Regions from separate parts of the Homo sapiens genome. Here region 2 is linked to region 1. The links are chromatin loops, found by intact Hi-C in ENCODE. Cell type or tissue: K562. All regions are shown on one strand. Each heading gives the region's core, and the rest is flanking DNA. Links, peaks and the distances in the headings are about the cores only.

What was found. Hi-C counts contacts between places; a loop is a spot of excess contacts. Peaks named below come from ENCODE experiments on the same cell type or tissue, not always from the same donor. Only the 100,000 strongest peaks of a DNase experiment are listed, where the experiment ranks them.
Region 2: it touches region 1 in a loop (4-fold over the local background); 1 of 110 quality-filtered maps calls a loop at or near these places.

Annotation. Positions count from the first base shown.
Region 1 is chr7:103,841,294-103,846,686 of GRCh38, forward strand. All of the region lies in intron 2 of RELN (reelin), which reads right to left. Among named protein-coding and RNA genes, the nearest start is that of RELN, 150 kb to the right of the region's middle. In K562, for the core only: no CTCF peak of the experiment used is centred there; a DNase peak (open chromatin) is centred at 2,618.
Region 2 is chr7:103,916,609-103,922,001 of GRCh38, forward strand. RELN (reelin) reads right to left here. Exons shown (of 65, transcript NM_005045.4): 2 at 467-577. Among named protein-coding and RNA genes, the nearest start is that of RELN, 70 kb to the right of the region's middle. In K562, for the core only: no CTCF peak of the experiment used is centred there; a DNase peak (open chromatin) is centred at 2,913; H3K4me3 peaks cover 197 bases.

The DNA.
Region 1 (5,393 bases), core at 89-5,088:
CTCTGTAAAGCCATGATTCCTTTAATAAAGTATGGATGTTTTAAAATCATTGTCATACAAACCTTGGGTATCTAGACAACAAATATCAAATATTTGTCTTCTTTGTCAAAGTTGTGGTTGAAGGATAGGAATCAATAGCAGAGTTTCCTTTATCCACATTATACTTCAGCAAGATTTGACTCACAATGTCTTTAATTAGTTTAAAGTTGCCCCCACACTCTCTTTTAAGACAGTGACATACATTTCTGTTCCTTCCAGGATGTCATTTTCCTTGACAAGTCCTCAGTTATTTTAAGTTTGTGACTAAACCTTGTGTGAACCCCGTTTTCCCCCAGGAATACTTTTCTGTGCTTTTAATGTGCACTCTTTGAGTCTTCAAAACGGTAACTAGAAGTTCTATGATCCCCCATCTCTACAAGAAAATGTACATATGTTCATAAAAATGTAGGCTACTCGCTTCCAAGAAACACAATGAATATTTTATTACCAAAAATAACCCACCTATTGATAACATTACACATTCATGTTGGGTCAATTCTATATTTCATAGATGAAAGATGTGGATTACTCAAATCTCTTTAGTTTATAATTTGCCATGGTTAGTGTTAAAGTGGGTTCAACAAGCCTTGGTCTATTTTTCATGGGTTTCAAGAACTAAGACATCTGTGGATAGGGTATTACCAAACAAAGGGCAAGTACATTAAAATTATGATTTTTTTATGTGAAAAATATAACCCCATATATAAAAATGATACAATTGTAAAAGAAATATTTTATTATTTCAAACACTTTCACAAAGCTTGGTACGATATTTTTTCAGGAAGTTTAGCAAAGTTATCACCTTATGTCTACATAAGAAGTGTAAGCTAAGAATGGCACAAATATCTAAGATGATTTCCATTTCCTTTCCTTTTCATCATTTGCTCTTTCTTTAAAAGGGATATCTAAAGGCTTCCATCAGTTAATAAAAAAAAAAAACACAGACTGTTCTGAAAATGTAGTTTGGAAAGTTAGTGTTATATTGTAAATGAAAAAGAAAAAATGAATTATAGAATTCCTTTTTATCCCTCTTTAATCTGTTAATTCAAATATGAATAACTGTCTACTTACAGAATTTGGCTTGTCTATTATTTTCTTTCTTTCCTAGGTCAATGTACTCAGACATTTCAACAAAGCCAAACATGATTTCATATGCTGAAAAGTAATCATAGAATTTCCTAAAAACACCCTTATTGCAGCTTATCTGTGAAGTACCAGCCTGATGAAAATAGGTATGAAAACAATAGCTCTTAAGTAGAGTAATGCTACAAGATATTGAATAGTACGTGCACACACACTAGCACATATACACTGTGTATATTTACTTTTCAAAGCACTGATTTGATTATTTGGTTTCAGATTTAAGTTTAAGAAGCCAAAAAGCACTAAAACCTTTTAAAAGTCATTCTGGAATTGTGTATCTATGGACTTAAGTTAGAAATGGAAGAGAAACTACCTATTTCCACACCTCTAGTTAGTTCTATAAATAGAGCCAATTCTAAGTCAACTTGATTCTTTCCTTACTCAGTGCACTTAAAAGATGAGATGTCTTGATGCTGCCTCCCCATTCCTCTCCCAGAACTACCATTTACTGAATGCCTCTCTGTGCCACGTTTAGAGAGGCAGGAGAGGGGAAAAGTTGACAGCATAGAAACCCTGTCTGCCTATGTTTAGAACCTTGCTCACTGCCAAGGAGTTGTGGAATCTTGGGCAGGTTACTCTATCATTCTATTCCTCAGTTTCCTTTCCAGGAAAATGAGGATGATAATAATAGGGTAGCTGTGAAGAGTAAGTGAGTGTACGGCACACAGTGTTGTACATGTTGGCTATTATTATCATTCCCATTTTAAAGATAAAGGAACCAAGACTCAGGAAATTTTTTTTTTTTAGGAGACAGGGTCTTGCTCTGTCACCTAGGCTCAGGTGCACTGGTATGATCACAGCTCACTGCAGCCTCAACTTTCCAGGCTCAAGCAATCCTCCCACCTCAGCCTCCTGAGTAGCTGGAATTACAGGCACACACCACTACGCCCAGTAAGACTCAGTAGATTTAAGTGACTTGCCAAGGATAATAGGACTAGTGAGTGGCATCTGAACACAGGTTCCACTACATTGTCTGCTGGCTTCCTCCCCACATCCCTAAATAGTAGTACATTAGTTCTGGGAAGACATGTGTCCTGATCCAATAGAAACCCTGTCCAAATCCAGTTATAGAATGCAAACCATCTGAGAATAAACAGGAAGAGAGCCCTTCCTATAAGGCACAAGCTTAGGCTCTCTGTCTTTTTCTCCAAATGCCTAAATTTTTCATCAGTTATTATATACCCTTTGTCCTCTTGGTAGACACATCTCTGAGTTAGATACAGATATGAGTGAGACATTTCTAAGTCAAATGCTGTTCTCCCAAGGGGCAAAGCCATCCAGTTATACTTGGGTCTGTGTGACCACTGAGTTTGACAATACAGCATCCTTTTCAAAGAGCTGTGCAGACTCTGCCCTGCCTGTCTGTAATGGAAGCTCTCTGATCTGCTGGCCCAAAGCTTATCTCTGCTGCCTTCTCTCCTAACACTGCATACTCTCCCTCCCTGCTTAACAGCTGCATGGTGGTAGATAATCACTTCGCACTGCCTGCCCCCAGCCTCTCCTCAAACTAACGGCAACATGCTGGCTACCTGTCCAGAAATATATTCTGCCTCACCACCTGGTGCCTGCTCCTGTGACCTGCTCTCTTGTGTGTTTAATTCACAACCCAACTTCCAGTTTAGGAGTCAGATTTTACACATATGCAGGCCACAGAAAATCAAAAAGGAAGAGGCTTTACAGATACAAATCCAAGCCATGTAGGAGACTAAAAAGAGTCTCAACAAAGCTTTCTTTAAAACAAAACCAAAATAAAACTATCACCAGGTCCTAAAAGCTACCTCCAATATTCTCAAGCCTGTCTTTTCTCTCTCTCCTCAATGCCAAAGAAATGCCCAGTTGACCTATCTGGGAAGTTTACTACAATATCAAAATTACTACTCAGCACCATGATTCAGACTTCTGCCTACCCTAATGCTCAAAAAAGAGAGAAAGAGAGAAGATTCTGGACAAACTAATAACAGCTAACATTTGCTGAGTATTTAATGATGCAGGCAAAGTTCTGAGTGTTTTACAAAGATTAACACATTTTTTCATTAAAAACCCTAAGAAGTGTTATTATTATTCCTATTTTATACAAGTTTAAAGGGGTTAAGTAAGTTGTCCATATCACTAGTGACTTCAGTGACTACTAGTCACATGGGATTCAGCCCTGTCAATTTTTAGTGGTGTGATCTTGAACAAGTTACTTAAACTCTCTAAGTCCCAGGATCATTATTTTGTTATAGATAGATAATAAGATCTACTCAATAGAACTGTGGGAATGATTAAGTAAAACAATTCATATTGTGAGGATTAAATGCTAAATTTCATGTAAAGTGATTAGGATAATGTTCATTAAATGTTGAAATTTTATTTGCAGAATTAAAGAATATATCTCAGTCCCCTCTGTTTCTACTGCACTCAAATAAAGTGTCCATTTAAATAGGTAAATGAGCTGGAGATCACTCATGCTGAGCATGAAACCCCAGCCAAAGTAAGGAACAAGAGGCAATGATAACCCTTGTCTAACTCCAGAAACGCTCTGCATGTAGAAACAGGATCTGATTATTTTAACTGTACATCCAGACTGGCTAAACTAAAAGAATTATCCATAGCAATGTTTTGTCTAAATAACCTGTGATTGCTGCCATATAGAAACAGCTCCAGGTAGAACCGTTTTATCAAAAAAAAATTTTTTTTTTTTTGCTAAAATTAATGTTCCCATGGTCTTCACTCTCATCCTCTTTTTTTTATTGTTGTTGTTGAGATTGAGTCACCCAGGCTGGAGTGCAGTGGTACAATCTTGGCTCACTGCAACCTCTGCTTCCTGGGTTCAAGTGATTCTCAGGCCTCAGTCACCTGAAATATAGGCATGCGTCACCACGCCTGGCTAATTTTTGTATTTTTAGAAAAGACAGCATTTGCCATGTTGGCCAGGTGGGTCTCGAACTCCTAACCTCAAGTGATACACCCACCTTGGCCTCCCAAAGTGCTGGGATTACAGGCACGAGCCAAGGCACCCGACCCACTCTCAACATTGTGGTTGACCACTGTAGCCCATACTGGCTGCTGTCATATCTGTAAAGTGATCTGTCACCCATTTAGTTCATGACAGTGTTCTCAATCTATTTTTCAACATCATCCATCTAAAAAGCCTTTTTAGACATTCTCCTAATTTTCCCCATGTAATTTTTTTAATGATGTAATATCATTAAAGTCTCAGGATACAAAATCAATGTGCAAAAATCACAAGCATTCCTGTATACCAATAATAGGCAAACAGCCAAATCGGAGTAAACTCTCATTCACAATTGCCACAAAGAGAATAAAATGCCTAGGAATACAACTTACAAGGGACGTGAAGGACCTCTTCAAGGAGAACTACTCAAGAAACGACTGCTCAAGAAAATAAGAGAGGACACAAACAAATGGAAAAACATTCCACGCTCATGGATAGAAAGAATCAATATCGTGAAAATAGCCACACTGCCCAAACATTCCATGCTCATGGATAGGAAAGATTCAATATTGTGGAAATGGCCATACTGCTCAAAGTAATTTATAGATTCAAATCTATTCCCATTGAGCTGCCATTGACTTTCTCCACAGAATTAGAAAGAAACTATTTTAAATTTCATATGGAACAAAAAAAGAGCCCATATAGCCAAGACAATCCTAAGCAAAAAGAATGAAGCTGGAGGCATCATGCTACCTGACTTCAAACTATACTACAAGGCTACGGTAACAAAAACAGCATGGTACTGGTATGAAAACAGATATACAGACCAATGGAACACAGCAGAGGCCTCAGAAATAATGCCACACATCTACAACCACCTGATCTTTGACAAACCTGACAGAAACAATGGGGAAATGATTCCCTACTTAATAAATGATGTTGGGAAAACTGGCTAGCCATACGCAGAAAACTGAAACTGGACCCCTTCCTTACACTTTATACAAAAATTAACTCAAGATGGATTAAAAACTTAAATGTAAGACCTAAAACCATAAAAATCCTAGAAGAAAACTTTGGCAATACCATTCAGGACATAGGCGTGGGCAAAGACTTCATGACTAAAACACCAAAAGCAACGGCAACAAAAGCCAAAATTGACAAATGGGATCTAATAAAACTAAAGAGCTTCTGCACAGCAAAAGAAACTATCATCAGAGTGAACAGACAACCTACAAAGTGTGAGAAAATTTTTGCAATCTATCCATCTGACAAA
Region 2 (5,393 bases), core at 292-5,291, 76 kb after region 1:
AAGAATACTCATAGAACTCAATAATTTTATCAAATATTGCTATCTTCTGCTTTATACAATGTTCAGTTGCCAGATTTAACACGACACTTTTCATTAACCATAATATTTTAAGAACTGTTTATGAGAACAGATTACTGAATGATTGCGTGGACATCAGAGCAAATTCCAGCCACTTAAGTAACAGAATATGGAAATTTACATGAACCCCAGAGGACCAAGTATAATTGCGGCAGTGGAGGGAGAGAATGAAAGAAAGTTCATCATGCCAAGATCAAGGTTAGCTGCACATTTACATGACTTATTTCAATTCACCCAACATCAAGCAAACACACACAAAAACAAAACACTTCAGATTATTTTCTTGGAAGTAATAAAGGTCTAACACTGTTAAAACAGATACTTTAAAACATAAGACCTATGACTGTATAAAATACCCCCAAATTTCTGGTTTGTGAGAATAGCTTACCAAATCCGAAAGCACTGGAACCTCCAATGCTCTGTGATGCCTGAACACTTGTAGATGTGTATAGTCCTGTCACCAGCAAGCCGTCAAAAAAGGTGCTTGTTGAAATTGTCACTGAAATGTAAGAAAGAAAAAAAAAACTCTCAATACAGTCAGAATAACACAATATATTTCTGAAGTGTTAGACATTGTCAAAACAATCTTTACTCATTAACAAATTATTTTTATACTATACCTAGTTGGTATTTTTTGTATGAGAAATTACAGAGGAGAATAAAGAAGCTCGGAACTCCAGTGTCTACAATTGCTGGTCCTAAATTTAGAACATCAGTCCTACCTTTCTGCATTCATTTACACATTTCTTATGTGAACAATCATCTGAAAATAATGTAATATTGAATAGATGGTTTCCCCACCTCCACTACCACCCCTGAAGGCAGTCAAAGGCATTGCTGGAGTTTTGGCATTATGATAAAATGCTTTTTTTTTTTTTTAAGTCTTTCATACTGTGGGAAACAACTATACATCAGCTGAAAGAAGAACAGTAAGATGAACCACATTTCTTATTGTGAGTCCATATTTCAAAGATGAGTTCCCTGAAGTTTTCCAACAAAAGCCGACTAATTTGCATGAAGACAGCCAGACTTTTTCCTCTCGTGAAGAAGAAAGGAAGATCACTGCATGCTTTAAGTTTGAGAACAAAGTCTGGAAGAGGAGTGGTTTTATAACCATAAAATCAGGACGTTGCTGGGAAGAAAAGGGTAAAATTAAATATATACGTATGCTACTCAGGCTTGGCTTCTTCAAATTTTATCTTGCTCACCACCCTAAAACCTGACCATAATTTCCTGCTTGACGTAACATTTTCTCCTGCATAGGTTTTATAAGATTGAGATGATGCCATTTGTAGGAAGCAACCAAGGGAAGGTAATAATATTATTTAGGTAGTGCACAGTACAAGGCTGTCATCATCCTTGGTGGCAATAAGGAGAATGACCAGAGTCACATTAACTTTAATGAGAATGTTTAAATTAAACTCCAGAAAATCCGGTGAACAGAGCTAAATGGTCTGAAACATCCATATTACAAAGCATAAAACAAGACACATATCAATAGAATAGCCTGACATCATGCTACTCCCATAATGGCATGGGGGATTGGAACAAACCACCTTCTCATCCTTTAACAAGAAATAATAGCTAATATTTTTTAGTGCTGGCACATCAACCACTTAGTTGGGCACTGAGGTAAGTAGTTTACATATATTATCTCATTCAATTGTCAAAACATACCTATAAGAGGGATACTATTATTATTTCCAGCATACAAAAGAAGAATGTGTAGAACAGAGCCATTAAGAACCTGGCCCAGGACCATCTGATATCATCTAAAATGTTTTGATGCTGTCTACATGGGTTATTTCCTGTTTCTTCTTTGCTCCCCTCAGATCCCAAAGTGGCAAAGTAACCATGGCCAAACTCCATCAAGGCAGGCATCTCAAGTATTTCGTTCACTGATATATCTCGAGTGTCTAGAATAATTTATGGTACTCTTAGGTGCTCAATATTTAGTGAATTATTAATGAATAACTTATTCATATAAAAGTAGTGCAAGGTTGTTTTATCTTTAGCTTGTTTCCAGAGGAAAAGTATGTTATGAATCCTAGACTTTATACATCAGATGAGCCCCACTTGGAAAAGCCACATGGAAAAAAAGAAGACAGAGAAAAGTTGGCTATTTAAATATGTAAAATGCTTTCCAGAGTGCAAGACAGATCAATGCAGAGAGAAACTGACTAAAAGACCAGCCAAAGACATTTTTTAAAAGGCGTAAGTATGCATAAATTTTATCAGATGCTGTATGCTTACACGAATCATCTAAAGAAAAAAATACTTGTTTGAAATGAATTGATTATAATCTGCTTGCTAGAGTTCAGAATTTTTTAGGAAAAAATGATATTTGCCTTTGGAAAAACGCTACTCTTTTGACAGTGGAATAAGCATTCCTTTTCCTCGTTTAAGCAGATGTGATGCATAATCCATATGTGAACTGATAATCGGTCTTTTTTTTTTTTTTTTTTTTTTTAGAAAGAGGAGGAAATGTTGCCCAGACTCTCATGGGATTTAAGGCATATCTTTCTGGTTACCAGGCTTCCACTTCTTCAAGAAGATAATGGGTCCAATCTCTGTGTGTAAAAACCACTGGACACAGTGTGAATTCTCTTAACATGCAGACCATTTCAGAATGTCTGCAGCCCACATGTTTTCACTGACTGGAACACTGGTGGTGAACCCATGAGCAGTATAAAGGAGCATACTGAAAACTTCACACCAAGGAACTTCGACTTTGAATCTATGTCAGGAACACCCTTCTCTCCATCCCCTTTCTTTCTCTTTCACAGAAAGGCTTCCACTTATCTCTACTTGCAGCCCTCGGTTAATCTGCCCAAGTTTCCTGTGACATCGGCCCCTGCAGTTTTTGGTTTTCACATGGGGCCCTCTCCCCCAACCTAAAAGGGAGAACCCTTTAGTGTCTGCCTCATTCCTTTCTACCAAGCTATGTGACTCCACACGCGCACCAGCTCTAATCTTTCCTCTGTGCCCTGACGACTTTCTTTCCTCTAATTTCACTTGACTCACTTTTCAAGCACTATTTTAGCCTCTCTAGTCTTAACTCATCGCTTACATCCACAACCTGGTGCCATCCAGGCAATTGGAATGGTTCTTGAAAGCGGAAAAGTGATTTATGACAAGTTAAAGGGAAAATTTACCATACACAGAAATAATATGGGACATGATTTTAAAAACTGAGGTTCACACTTGTGAATGTAAAATTATTTAAATATGTATATGAACTAGAAGGAAACTTATAACTTTCAGGTCACCAATTTGGCCCATTGATGAAGCTGTTTAAAGACAGAGATAAAACTGCTGTCTACTATTTAAAATAAACAAGCTCTCCATGAATCATAGGATTATCCATGTGTGTAGATCTAGATATACTCATTTGAAGAATGTGAAATACACTAATTCCCACTACAGACATTTTTGCAGTTTTCTGATACTCTGATTCAGAATGTTATGGTTCCAAGCTGCATAGTTTAAAACGTTCCATAGTGATTGTCACTTTAAAATGTTTCCTTTAAAAATATTTATTTATAAAGTAGACTTGCATAAGTAGAAGTTGTAGGTAAAAGACATAAATTTGGGTATATTAGGATGGGGATAATTGGACAAATTTTTTATATTCGAACTACTTTTAAGAAAAGTAACTATTGGGCTATATGTGTCTAACTGATATCTAACTCAGACCTGTTAATAAGCAAATCCTTCATGCCCTTTCCAAGATTATCAGTCAAATGATCTAATTAATGTTAAAATGGGTAACAAATAATATTTTCCATGTCAATTCACTTTCAAATTAGCATATTATGTACTATGAACAATTGCCAAGTCTAAGTAGTGGGTATACACATGTTTGTTGTACCAGTCTTTGGTTTTTTTTTTTGTTTTTTTTTTTTTTGAGAGAGTCTCGCTCTCTTACCCAGGCTGGAGTGCAGTGGCACAATCTCAGCTCACTGCAGCCTCCACCTCCTGGGTTCAAGTCATTCTCGTGCCTCAGCCTCCTGGGTATCTGTGACTATAGGGGTGTGCCACCATGTGTGGCTAATGAATGTATTTTTAGTAGAGACAGGGTTTCACCATGTTGACCAGGCTGGTCTTGAACTCCTGGCCTCAAGTGATCCACCTGCCTCAGCCTCCCAAAATGCTGGGATTACAGGCATGAGCCACCATACCCACCTGTTGTACTAGTCTTTTAACTTTCATTTTAGAAAACATTTATATTAAAAAGTTGGTGAGGAGAAGAAGAAATCTGTGGTAAATGCACTTCCAGTGAGTAAACTAAGCCAAATAGTAAAATGTACTAGAAGGTACGTAATGCATTCAGACTTAAAGAATGAAGCAAGGTGTATGATTGATTGAGACAGAAAACTAAGCAACTTCTATGAGCTAAGACTTGTGTAAGCACTGTAATTTGGGTTTTATTAACTAGACGGGCAGAGATATTTAGAAATAGTTCTCCCTTGACAAAAATGTTTATAAACTCCATCTGACATCCTGTCAATTCTAGCTATTTTATACAAATTAAAATAGATCACCACTATGGGATAACACCCACAAGTTATCCATATCAGACACCAAAGGTTTACATAAAATCATTAAATAATAATCTAGTGAGCTTAAATAGGTAAACTCCTATTTAAACAATCCATTCTCCCATATATTCAGTCTTTATTCATGGCTTTACAAATTTTTATGGTCAAATTTGTAAAATTCTTTCCCAAGGGACTTCTTCCCTCTTGGAGTCAATTTTTATATCTTTCATAGTTTTGCATTAAAATGTCAAGAGAACTGGCTACTTTATTACAGAGGAAAATATCAATATTATCGATTTCATACAGAATTCTGAACTTGCCAGTCCATTTTAAGGGGGAAATAAAGCATGTATATTATTATCTATAATTAGAAAGCAAATGCATCTTAGATCACATAATTCCCTTGTTCAATCAACATCTCTAGCTTCCTAATGTCCATAGATTAAAACCCTAAATCTTCAATGTGGTTTCAAAGACCTTTGGGTTGTGGCCATAACTAGTCCCTCCAGTCAAATTTCTCCATTTCAGCTGAAAACATCTGATTAAAGGATGTTAACTGGATTAAACAGTTAAACCAGAACACGTTCTATACTTCTCTGCCTCCTGGCCTCTGCTCTTACCTAGAATGACCCCTTGCCAGGTTACCTTTTGTTAAGGTATTCAGGTGCAGGTTCAAATGTCATCTCTCTCATGCAGTCTGTTCTGACCTCCTGGGGAAATTCACCTCTCCCTCCTCAGTGACCCCAGAGCTCATTCACAGACTACTTTCCCCAG